2 separate regions of the Homo sapiens genome follow, and region 1 is linked to region 2. A link is a contact called in ENCODE Hi-C or POLR2A ChIA-PET data. All regions are on one chromosome and are shown on one strand. The core of a region is the stretch at or near the end of the contact, and the rest is flanking DNA. Distances in the headings are between cores, read along the strand shown.

What was found. Hi-C counts contacts between places; a loop is a spot of excess contacts on that map. ChIA-PET counts read pairs that join two places held with the same protein, here RNA polymerase II (POLR2A). Pooled maps may share reads with other maps.
Region 1: a map of B cell shows a loop between it and region 2 (5-fold over the local background). The contact joins the promoter of LINC02090 here to the enhancer-like site in region 2. A Hi-C loop is called at or near these places in 4 of 168 maps with a recorded cell type or tissue (B cell, GM12878, OCI-LY7 and 1 more), 37 of 37 single-sample maps with no recorded cell type and 8 of 50 pooled maps. POLR2A ChIA-PET finds 5 or more read pairs at or near these places in 3 of 52 experiments (GM12878, OCI-LY7 and activated B cell).

Annotation. Positions count from the first base shown.
Region 1 is chr17:16,984,284-16,989,929 of GRCh38, reverse strand. It overlaps LINC02090 (long intergenic non-protein coding RNA 2090), which reads right to left and starts at 1,601. Exons shown (of 3, transcript NR_146886.1): 1 at 1,407-1,601; 2 at 880-1,015. RefSeq lists enhancers at 1,259-1,478, 2,111-2,941.
Region 2 is chr17:16,944,385-16,950,410 of GRCh38, reverse strand. TNFRSF13B (TNF receptor superfamily member 13B) reads left to right here. Exons shown (of 5, transcript NM_012452.3): 3 at 1,428-1,673. Among named protein-coding and RNA genes, the nearest start is that of TNFRSF13B, 25 kb to the left of the region's middle. RefSeq lists enhancers at 3,811-4,334, 4,335-4,858, 5,383-5,906, 5,968-6,026. Within about 2 kb of position 2,815, at least 2 of the 41 ENCODE cell types and tissues checked have a DNase peak (open chromatin) inside an H3K27ac peak, as active enhancers do; they include B cell and OCI-LY7, where a contact is called at or near this core.

The DNA.
Region 1 (5,646 bases), core at 352-2,851, 41 kb before region 2:
TGTTTGGTCTGGGCCACACAGAGGCCCCACGGCTGACTCACCACACCCCTCATCCTGAGTGAGCGGTCAGCAGATCTTTCCTTTCCACTGAGAACGTGAGTTTCAGCGTGCACAGGAGTCTTGGTCTTGGCTGCCCAGTTAGTCACGTGGCCGCCCTAAACATCTGCTCCTCCTGTGCCAGGAGTGGAAGGAGCAGCTCAAAACCAAGCCCCATGCCACAGCAGGTGGGCCCACCTGAGATTAGCACCTCCCTTTCCACCAGGAGCCAAGAATACCCAGGTTGCTCATTTGAACCCATATGGTGAAGTTTCTCTCTCTCTCTTACTCTCTCGCTCTCGCTCTTGCTCTCTCTCTCTCTGTAATTTATTCTGTAATTTCGGTTTTCAAAAACAAAACCCTTCCATAGTACAAAGTTCTCAGACTGGGTGCTGTCTCCAGTGAGTTCCTTGTAAAACAAATACGTGTTGCTTGTGGTTGTACAAGTTGCACAGCTACGCCAGGAGGAAGTAGACAGCTGTGAACGAGCTGGGGCCACACCTGCTTTGTGGTGGGGCTGTCCCTTGCATCCTAGGATGGTTGGGAACATCCCTGGCCTCTACCCCCAGATGCCAGTAGCAATCCCTCCCACCCCCATCATTGAGACACCCCAGATGTCCCCAGCATGGCCACATGTCTCCTGACAGTGAAGGCAGAAGCACTTTGGTTGAGAACCGCTGGTGCAGAGCAGAAATGGCCTGATGAGAAGAGGGATGAGAGGCTGAGGTGCCTGCAGTCTCCCCTCTGTGTGTCTCCAATCCACTTTTGTGTTTTACATATGTAGGGAGGCATTATGAACAATGTCTAGTGCTATGTTGGGGTCCGTGTTTAAAATGTACTTACGTGCAGCTGTGCTCTGCCCTGCCTGTCCGCGCTCGTTGCTGTGTGGCTTGTGTCTTTGACCTGTTCTGTGATGCTCCATTACAAGAGCACATTGCATCACATTCATCCCTTTCCCGGTTACTATATCAGGCAGGACCTGGGCAGGAAACAGTGGTGCGGTCAACATGAAAAAGAGCTGAATGGACAGACTTTAGCAAAGCGTAGGCAGGGCTGACAAAAACAGTGCCACGTTGTCTTCCTGGGGTTCATGGTTTCAGATGCTGCTGCAGGGACTGTCTCTGCTCATGGCTCCTAGTGTCCATGTGCAGAAGCATCTCCAAAGGCCCTTGCAAGGGGACTCACTGGGGCCAGGTTATCCACAAACACCGTGATACTCAAAATCTAGTTTTACCCTAAGGAGGTAGGGGATGACTCTTTGGATCTAGAAGTGAAGGCACCTCCTAAGGGAATTTATCCTGAGTCACCTCCTCCTGGCAACTCACCCAAGGACTCCCCATGGGGCTTCCTCACACAGAGATATCCCCTACCATAGGAAAAAGACTCCTGGGTCCGGCCTCAGCTCCCTCTCGTTGGCTGTGCCTGTGTTTCTCACTCATCTGGCCAACCCACAGAAGTGGGTGGAGCCGGGTCTGTGCTGGGCTCTGGGGAGCATCTGACGAGTCACTGCAGAAGCAGCACTTTCTGCAGGAAGAACAGAAGTGTCTGCCTGTCTCTCACTTCCTTTTTGGGGCCTGGGAGGGTTGGCCTGTGAGTGGCCAGCTGCTATTTATGGGGCTCGACTGCTCTGTGTGAAACCCCAGTCTCTCTCGAGAGGGAAGAGTAGTGGGAAAGGGTGGTGCCAGGTGACATTGCCCCTGGTCTGGGGTACAATCAGCCCAGGTGCAGCGGTCACAACGTCAGAGTAGGGGGTGTAGCTCAGGGGTAGAGCATTTGACTGCACAACGTCAGAGTGAAACCCATCTAGGTCAGGATGGACGTGATGGGTTTCCTAACAAATCAACTCTGTGTTCCTTGTATTTGTAGACGCTCAGTGTATAGAGTGGGCTTTTAGTTGGGTGACCACATTCCAACCCCCCTGATTTGGACAGAAGGGGAAACTGAGGCCCACAGAGGCTAAGTGCCTAGTCTGAGGTCACATGCTGAGCTTGGGACATCAAGAGGACTAGAGTCCATAGTCTGGACTCTCATTCTAGTGCTCTGCCTTTTCATGGGGGTGGCAGGGTCACCCGTTTGGCGCAAAATTAAGCTGAGTTTCAAAGGCCACTGAGCATCTTCCCCAGCCCCAGCCATTCTCAGGGTCCTGGGAGGAGGACAACTGTCTCCTGTATTGTCTTGAACCCCTGGTGGATGGGCGGGGCAGGGGGTAGGAAGGGGCAGAGAAGGGGCTGTCCAGATGTGACACATCTGGAGTCTCCACATCTGCCCCAGGGGTGATGAACAGAGCTGCCCTCTCCCGCCTGTTCATGGTGGCCTTCGGTCATCTTTAGTTTTGTACCACCCGGGTTGCTTTTGGGTGTGCCTTGTGACCTGTTCTCGCTGGAATGAAATGGCCTGTGCATTCCTCCCTTCCTCCTCCTCCCTCTCCACCTCCCTCCCTCCCTCCTCCCCCATACGTGTACTGAGCCCATACTCTGTGCCCCTTGCCTTTGAGATGAATGGCCGGGGCTGTCCTAACTGAGGAGGCAAGATTTGGGCAAGCTTCCTGGGAGGCAAGCAGTCACCCAAGCACACATCTGGGCAGAGAGCATTCCAGGCAGCGGAACAGCACAGAGGGGAAGTTGTCAGCATTGGCCTGGTGTGAGCAGGGGAGAGTGGCAGAGGGCTCAGGGAGAGAAGGCCCAGGTTCAAGGCCCAGGGCCATTATAAAGATCCAGTGTTTAGTCAGAGCAGCTGGGGAGTGGCAGAGGTTCCTGGGCAGTGGAGGGCTCAGCTGTGGCTCAGGTGCTAACAGAGTACATGGCACCTGGGGGTGGGGGGGCCTCTGAGAAGGGGCTGGTAGGGGGTGGCTTGAAGCAGGCCTGAAGGTGGTAAGTGCTCAGATGATTTTGGTCATATTTTGAACGTAAAGCCAACAGTGTTTGCTAATGGATTGGTGGAAGGGAAGGAGACAGGGAGAGAAAGAGAAGTCAAGGATGACTCCGGGTACTTAGGGCCTGTCTTAGTTTTAGACCCAACCTCACAATTCTGGTGGGCATTGCCCTAATGGGGGCTATCCCTCTGTGGCATTCTTTGAATTCAAGGGGAGGCAGCCATACCCCCAAAGCTCTTGCACTCTGTGTGCCTGCAGAATTAGCAACACATGCATGCTGCCAAGGCTCACAGCTTGCACCCTTTGGAGCAGCAGCCCAAGCCACACCTGGGCCCATTTGAGCCACAGCTGGGGTGGCCAAGGAGCATCGTGCCAAAACACAAGGAGTAGAGACCCAAGGCAGCCAGCCCCTGGCCCATCCCCCCAAATCATTCTGCCCTCAAGCTCCAAGGGCCCTGGGCTTATGATGAGATGAGTCATCCAGATCTCTCAAATCCCTTCAGAGTCTTTCTCCCACTGTCTTGATGAACAGCACCTGGCTTCTTTCTAGCCATACTCATCTCCTTATCACATGGGCTCTTGGCCATACCCTTGGTATTTTCTCCTTAACACACCTTTTTATTCTTTATGCGGCCAGGCTGAGAATTTTCCAAATCTTTGTGTTCTGCTTCGCTTGTGGTTATACATTCCGTCTTTAAATCATTTGTCCTCTCGCATTTTACTATGAGCAGCTAAGAGAGGATGTACAGCATCCTGCACACTTTGCTGCTTAGAGGTTTTTTCTGCCACATATCTAGTTCATTAATTTTTCAATTTTTTTTTTGTTTTTTTGATACAGGGTCTCACTCTGTCACCCAGGCTGGAGTGCAGTGGCACGATCATAGCTCACTATAGCCTTGAACCCTTGTGTTCAAGTGATCCTCCTGCCTCAGCCTCCTGAGTAGCTGGGTCTACAGACATATGCCACCATGCCTGCTAATTTTTTAAAAATTTTGTAGAGACAGGGTCTTCTTATGTTGCCCAGGTTGGCCTTGAACTCCTAGCCTCAAATGATCCTCCTGTCATGGCCTCCCAAAGTGCTAGGATTACAGGCATGAGCCACTGTGCCTAGTCATAGTTCATCACTCTTAAGTTCTGCCTTCCATGAAGTCCTAGCACATGGACATAATTCAGCCCAGTTCTTTTCCACTCTGGAACAAGTATCACTTTCCCTCCTGTTTTTAATACCCTGTTCCTCATTTCCATCTGAGACCTCATCAGAATGGCCTGTACTGTCCATATTTCTACCAGCATTCTCTTCATGAACACTCAAGTAATCTCTAAGGAGATTCCAGCTTTCCCTACAGCTGTCCTCTTCTGAGCCCTCACTAGGATCACCCTCAATGGGCTGTTCATGGCAATACAGGCTCTTCCTGGCATGCACTTCCATCCTGTCCCAGCCTCTGCCCATTACTCAGTTCCAAAGCTGCTTTCACGTTTTTAGGCGTTTGTTACAGCAGCCACATTCTGGGTACCAATATTTGCCTTGGTCCATTTTGTGCTGCTGTAACAGAATTCCCGAGATTGGGTAATTTACATAGAATAGGAATCTATTTCTTACTGTTCTAAAGGCTGGAAGTCCAAGATCAAGGTGCCAACATTTGGTGTGGACCATCTTGCTGGATCCTCACATGACAGAAGGTGGAAAGACAAAAAGGGATGAACTGAGCCCTCACATGGTGGAAGAGCAGGAGAATGGAGAGCCCATTCCCACAAGCCTCTTTATAGCAGCATTAATCCATTCCTGAGGGTGGAGCCCTCCTGACCTGACACCTCCCCAAAGACCACACCTCCTAACACTGTTGCATTGGGGTTTAGGTTTCCAACACATGAATTTTGGGGGACACATTCAGACCACAGCAGGGCCTGGGCCACCAGAAGAATGGATGCCAGCCTCTGAGACCAGGATGGCTGAGACACAGCAGGTCGTGGAGCTGAAGTAGACGCTTACTTTGGTGAAGCTGTGCTAAGACTGAGATGCCCGCTAGGAATCCTAGAGGAGACACAGAGGAGGCCAATGGATCCTCAGTTCTGAAGCCCAGGAGGCCCAGACTGCAGATAGGGATTTGGGTGCTGTCACTGAACACAGGCCAAGTGTATTAGGGTTCTCCTGAGAAACAGAACCAGTTGTGTGTGTGTGTGCATGTGTGTGTGATAGAGAGAGAGAGAGAGGAATTGGCTCAGGTGACTGTGGGGCTTGTGGATCTGAAATCTGCAGGACAGACCATCAGGCTGGCCACCCAGGAAAGAGCTGATATCGCAGCTCAAGCCTGAAAGTGTTCTGGAGACAAAATTCCCTCTTCCCCGGGGGAACCATAGGCCTTTTCTTGTAAAACCTTTTAATGGCTGGATGAGATCCACCCACATTTCGGGGCAATCTGCTTTTCTTTTCTTTTCTTTTTTTTTTTTTTTGAGATGGAGTTTCGCTCTTGTTGCCCAGGCTGGAGTGCAATGATGTGATCTCGGCTCACCACAACCTCCGCCTCCCAGGTTCAAGCAATTCTCCTGCCTCAGCCTCCTGAGTAGCTGGGATTACAGGCATGTGCCACCACGCCCGGCTTATTTTGTGATTTTAGTAGAGATGGGTTTCTCCATGTTGGTCAGGCTGGTCTCGAACTCCCGACCTCAGGTGATTCACCCATCTAGGCCTCCCAAATTGCTGGGATTACAGGCACGAGCCACCGCACCCACCCCAATCT
Region 2 (6,026 bases), core at 1,566-4,065:
TATTCTACTTAAGCTTTCCATTACGTGAGCATTTAGTATGTGCCAGGCACTGTGCTGGGCCCTACAACTCTGCCAACAACCCTACGAAGAAGTCAGTACTGTTATTTTCCCTATGTTGGAAATGAGGAAACTGAGGCACGGAGAGGCTAAGACCACACTGCCTGCAAGTGGTACAGCCAGGGATGGCCCCAACTGAAATTTGGTTCTGAAATTTGGGTTCTTATCCACTATCCTGCACTGTCTCCAAAATGTGTCCTTAAAATATATGTGTGAGCCACATATATTTTATTTATACATATTTATTTATTTATTTATTCATATTTACGAAGTCAGGACATCTCAAAAGCCATACCTTACTCTAAATACAAAGGAAACTTGCCTTTTTCACGTAAAAACTTCCATGTAGAAATATTCGGAGGCTAGACCAGATGCGGTGGTTCATGCCACCTGTAATCCCAGCACTTTGGGAGGCCGAGGCAGGCAGATCACCTGAGGTCAGGAGTTCACGACCAGCCTGGCCAACACGGCGAAAGTCCATCTCTACTAAAAATACAAAAATTAGCCGGGTGTTGTGGTGGTCGCCTGTAATCCCAGCTACTCGGGAGGCTGAGGCAGGAGAATTGCTTGAACCTGGGAGGCAGAGGTTGCAGTGAGCCGAGATCGTGCCATTGCACTCCAGCCTGGGTGACAGGAGCGAAACTCCTTCTCAAAAAAAAAAAAAAAATTAGAAATATTCTGAGACTTTAGATAAGATAATTGATTGTTCCAAATAGGTTTCTTTATGCATTCAAAGTTGGGTCCACTGTGCTCTCTTAAGGCAAGTGTGATTTGGCTTTAGTTTCCTTGGCTTCTGTGCCTTGGCACTGATACTTGTGTAAGCTGCTGTAATTCTCATCTAGTATTAAGACAGAAGAAACACTATTCATGTGAACTTTTCCACCTTCCTTCCAGCCCCCTCCCCCAGCTTGTCAAAGAGGATTCTGGCTTTTCCCCTTCTTTCCTTATGCTGATTTGAAATATATTTCTCCTTGATGAGGCTTGAAAAATGCAAGTAAAAGTCTTATGTAACAATGTAATCCAGATCTAAATTTTAAATGATAACTGAAAATCTTCATACGTTTGGAAACTAAGAAATGCACTTGTAAATAACCCATAGGTCAAAGAAAAGATAATAATGAAAAATAAGTGCATTTTGATCTAGGTAGAGGAAAAATACTACACATCAAAATGCAATGCAGCTAAAATAGTACTTAGAGGACAATGCATAGTCTTCAATGTGTATATTGTAAAAGTACTTGGCTTACTCTGGAATTGCCTTCTGGAATTTTACTGTATTTTTTTTTTTAACTTTGATGTCCTTTGTGGTCAAACCCAGAGTTCCTGCTAGTCTGTGTCACCCAGCAGTATCATGAATTTCTCTCTCCCAGGGTCACTCAGCTGCCGCAAGGAGCAAGGCAAGTTCTATGACCATCTCCTGAGGGACTGCATCAGCTGTGCCTCCATCTGTGGACAGCACCCTAAGCAATGTGCATACTTCTGTGAGAACAAGCTCAGGAGCCCAGTGAACCTTCCACCAGAGCTCAGGAGACAGCGGAGTGGAGAAGTTGAAAACAATTCAGACAACTCGGGAAGGTACCAAGGATTGGAGCACAGAGGCTCAGAAGCAAGTCCAGGTAAGCCACCCAAGGCAAACCTGCATGGTGTCACGCAGGGTGAGAAAGCGTGGGAGGCCTGATGCCAGGCCTAGAACAGGAGAGTCCACAATGCATGAAGCCCAGAGTCCAAGCAAATGGCCAGAAGCCAGGGAGATCATCCCAGGATAAAAAAAACAATGTAGGCAACATTTCCAGAAGTCTGTGGACAAGAAGAAAGCAGGAGAAAGGACCTGCCGTGTGAGGAAGAGCCTTGCACTAGAGGCTGCCGAGGCTGTGCCAGTCATTGAAGCACAGGCACAAGTAAGCAGCAGACCCACCTGTGTGAGCACCTGAGCAGCAGCCACCACCTGCCCTCCACCAGTGCTGCAGACTCCATTTATTTCTATTATTATTTTATTTATAATTTCAACTTTTTTTTTTAGATCCGGGGGTACATGTGTAGGGTTTGTTACATGGGTATGTTGCTTGATGCTAAGGTTTGAGGTACAAATGGTCTTGTCACCCAGGTGGTGAGCATAGCACCCAATAGGTAGTTTTTCAGCCCTTGCCCTCTCTCTCTGCCTCCCCCTTCTAGTAGGCCCCAGTGTCTGTTGTTCCTGTCTTTATGTCCATCTGTATTCGACACTTAGCATTTCACTTATAAGTGAGAACATGTGGTATTTTCTGTTTCTGCATTAATTCACTTAGGATAATGGCCTCCAGTTGCATCCATGTTGCTGCAAAAAACGTATTTTTCTTTTTATGGCTGTGTAGTATTTCATTGTGTATATTTACCACATTTTCTTTATCCAACCATCGATGGGCACCCAGATTGATTCCATGTCTTTGCTATTGTGAATTGTGCTGTGATGAACATACGTGTGTATGTATCTTTTTGGTAGAACGGTTTATTTTCCTTTGGATATATACCCAGTAATGGGATTGCTGTGCTGAACGGTAACTCTGTTTTAAGTCCTCTGAGGAATCTCCAAACTGCTTTCTACAGTGGCTGAACTAATTTACATTCCACCAACAGCGTATAAGCGTTCCCTTTTCTCTGTAGCCTCACCAGCATCTGTTGTTTTTTTACTTTCTAACAATAGCCATTCTTACTGGTGTGAAATGGTCCCTCATTGTGGTTTTGATTTGCATTTCTCTGATGATCAGTGATGTTGAGCATTTTGTCATGTTTGTTGGCTGCTTGCATGTCTTCTTTTGAAAAGTGTCTGTTCATGTCTTTTGCCTACTTTTTAGTGGGGTTATTTGTTGTTTGCTTTTTGAATTGTTTAACTTCCTCATAGATTATGGATATTAGACCTTTGTTGGGTGCATAGTTTGCAAACATTTTCTCCCATTCTGTAGGTTGCCTGTTTACACTGATAGTTTATTTTGCAGTGCAGAAGCTCTTTCATTTAATTAGATCCCACTTGTCAATTTTTGTTTTTGTTGCAATTGCTTTTGAGGACTTAGTCATAAATTCTTTCCCAGGGCCAATGTCCAGGATGGTATTTTCCAGGATTTCTCTAGGATTCTTATAGTTTAGGGTCTTACATTTAAATCTGTAATCCATCTTGCATCTATGTTCCTCAGGGATATCGGCCTGTGGTTTTCTTTTTTTTGTTGTTGTGTCTTTGCCAGGTTTTGGTACCAGAGTGAAGCTGGCTTTCCAGAATGAGTTAAAGGAGACCCTCCTTGATTTTTTGGAATAGTTGCAGTAGAATTGGTACCAGCTCTTCTTTGTGCATCTGCTAGAATCTGGCTGTGAATTCATCAGATTCCATTTAGAGGCAAAAGAGGCTTCCTAAGAAAGAGAAGGGAAAGGTATCACTTAAAATGTTTAAGTAGTTCATTAACAACTGCCAGAGGGAAAAAAAATTGTAAAAAGAGAAGGCTCAGCATGGTGACTCATGCCTGTAATCCTAGCACTTTGGGAGGCAGAGGCAGGCGGATCACTTGTGGTTCGGAGTTCAAGATCAGCCGGATCAACAAGGGGAAACCCCATCTCTACCAAAAATACAAAAATTAGCTGGATCTGGTGGTGCACACCTGTAGTCCCAGCTACTTGGGAGGCTGAGGCAGGAGAATTGTTTGAACCCAAGAGGTGAAGGTTGCAGTGAGCCAAGATCGTGCCTTTGTACTCCAGCCTGAGGGACACAGTGAGACTGTGTCTCAAAAAAAAATAAATAAATAAATAAATAAAAATAAAAATAAAAATAATAAAAAATAAGTAAAGAAAATGAAAAAACTTATGGCTGGAGATGGCCACTTTGGACATGGCAAGAAGGGTCCTGTTGAGCTGGGCATCTGGTAAGTGCCAGGCATCAGAAATGATCTAATTAACCCTATCCCAGCAAACACCTCTTTTTGCACCTGCCCTGCTCTGTGGCATCAGAAAGGACAGAAGAGGGATGCCGTGTGGATCCATAAATACTAGCGATGGCATCTGCCCTGCTCTCGGCCTGTCCTGCTCTTCTTGGGGCTGATTGGTTCCTTTCCTTTGCAGTGACTTTCCTGTGATAACATCATTTCCATGAGGCCAGGTCCCAGGGCTAAGGTCCCATGGGCAGGGCCTGTGTGCCTGATGATGGAGGTTGCCCAGCACCCTGTTGTCCCTGCTTAGCCTGGCATCTCCTGCTCTCCTGTCAGTTAGCTGCTGCTGCCTAACAAGCCATCCCCAAATGCGGAGGTGTGTGCTTTCTCCCGAGTCAGGGGTTTGGCTGGGCTCAGCTGTGCCAGGCTGGCTCTGCTCCATGTGCCTCTCATCCTCCTCCTGGGACAAGTGGGCTGGCCAGGTGCGTCCATCTCATGACGATACAGGAGTGCAGCAGACAGTAGCACGCAGTCCTCTCGCCACCTAGGCTGGTAACTTACACTTCATCACCACCGCTGCATTTCTTTCCATTCACAGTGCCAGCGGATTCAGGGGAGGGGAAACAGACGCCACCTCTTGGTGGAAGGAGCAAGCTGGGGGAGGGGGGAAACCTGTAGCCATGGTGAATTCAAGGCCATTTTTAATCTAGCACAGCCTCTCCTGAGGGGAAGAAGTGCAGATTCACATGGAGGGGGTGTGGATACAGAGGGGCTGAAGAGCCCAGCCACAGATGCGAGGGGCCATGCCTGCCGCCCTGGTGTCTGGCCACCTGCGCACCTTCCCTGCATCCAGTGATGCATTTGAAACTTCCTGCAAACCTGGAACATTGCCCACCTCTGATGCAACAGATTCCCCCGTGGGTCATTCCTAGCCACCTCACAGATCTAGAGAGTGAGTCTCAAATTTGGAGTGACTTGCTGACAGTCACACAGGGAATGCGTGAGTGAGCTGGGATTTGAGCACAGTCTGGGGGTTCCAAAGTTTGTCCCCTCTGCAACAGCAAAATGACCCAGAGTGGCGTCTGCAGGCTATTGCTCCTTGGCGGTGAACTGTTGCCCCTGGGACAAGGTTAGCCACTTCATGTGTGTGACCATCAGCCAAGCCCCCTTGCCAGAGGGCACTGGGCAGAACCTTGGAGCCTCATCTTGGCTCCAGGGATGGAGCCCAAGGCTGTGAGCATTGGGGGCTGTGTGAGGATGTGTTGGTGCCAGTGGGGTCGGCATTACCATGCCTCACCCTACATCAGCTGCCACACTTGTGCCATGGCGCGGCTTTTGGTGGCTCTGTGACTGTCGCTGTGCACTGCCCTACCCTGCCCTTTATTTCTCCAGGGGCCCAGGGTTAAGGTCTGTTCTGTTCTGACTTCTGATGCCTGCATGGGCTGGTGGGGCAGGAGGGGAGCTTGCTGTGGATTGCAAACAGGAAGTACAGAGCCACATGGCCAGGGGAGGGACCCAGAGGTGGACCTATTCAAGGGCAGAGAGCAGAGGACACCATGTGACCAAGTTGTCCAGCTGCACACGGTGGAAGGGCTCACCTGTTCTCTGCCCCCTTCCGTGGGCTCCCTGAATTCTGCCGTTCCCTGTCTCCAGCCCTGCCAGGTCCCACCTCACCCTGACTCCAGGTTTCTCTTGCATCCCATTCAGAACTGCCACTCCTTAGTGGGACCTGGAACTGTGGCAGGCTTGCTGTGCATGGGGAGTGGGGAGAATGAGGCAGTTCCTGTCCCAGACCCATGGAGCTCACTGTCTCGTGGAAGGCCAGGCAGTGGACAAGCCACGCAGATGACAAATTCCTCTCAGTGCACGGGAGCCACGTAACCCAGCTGCAGGTGACACGGGGACAAGGAAGGCTTCCCCGAGGAGGAGTCTTTAGGGCAGGCTGGGGTGCGGGTGTGGAGTGTGGAGCCAGACCCCTAGTTATGTCCCTCACAAGCTGTGTGACCTGGAGCAAGCTACCGACCCTCTCTGAGCCTTAGTTCTGTGAGGCTGGAGTTGTTCGCCTTCATAGAGCTGCTGTGA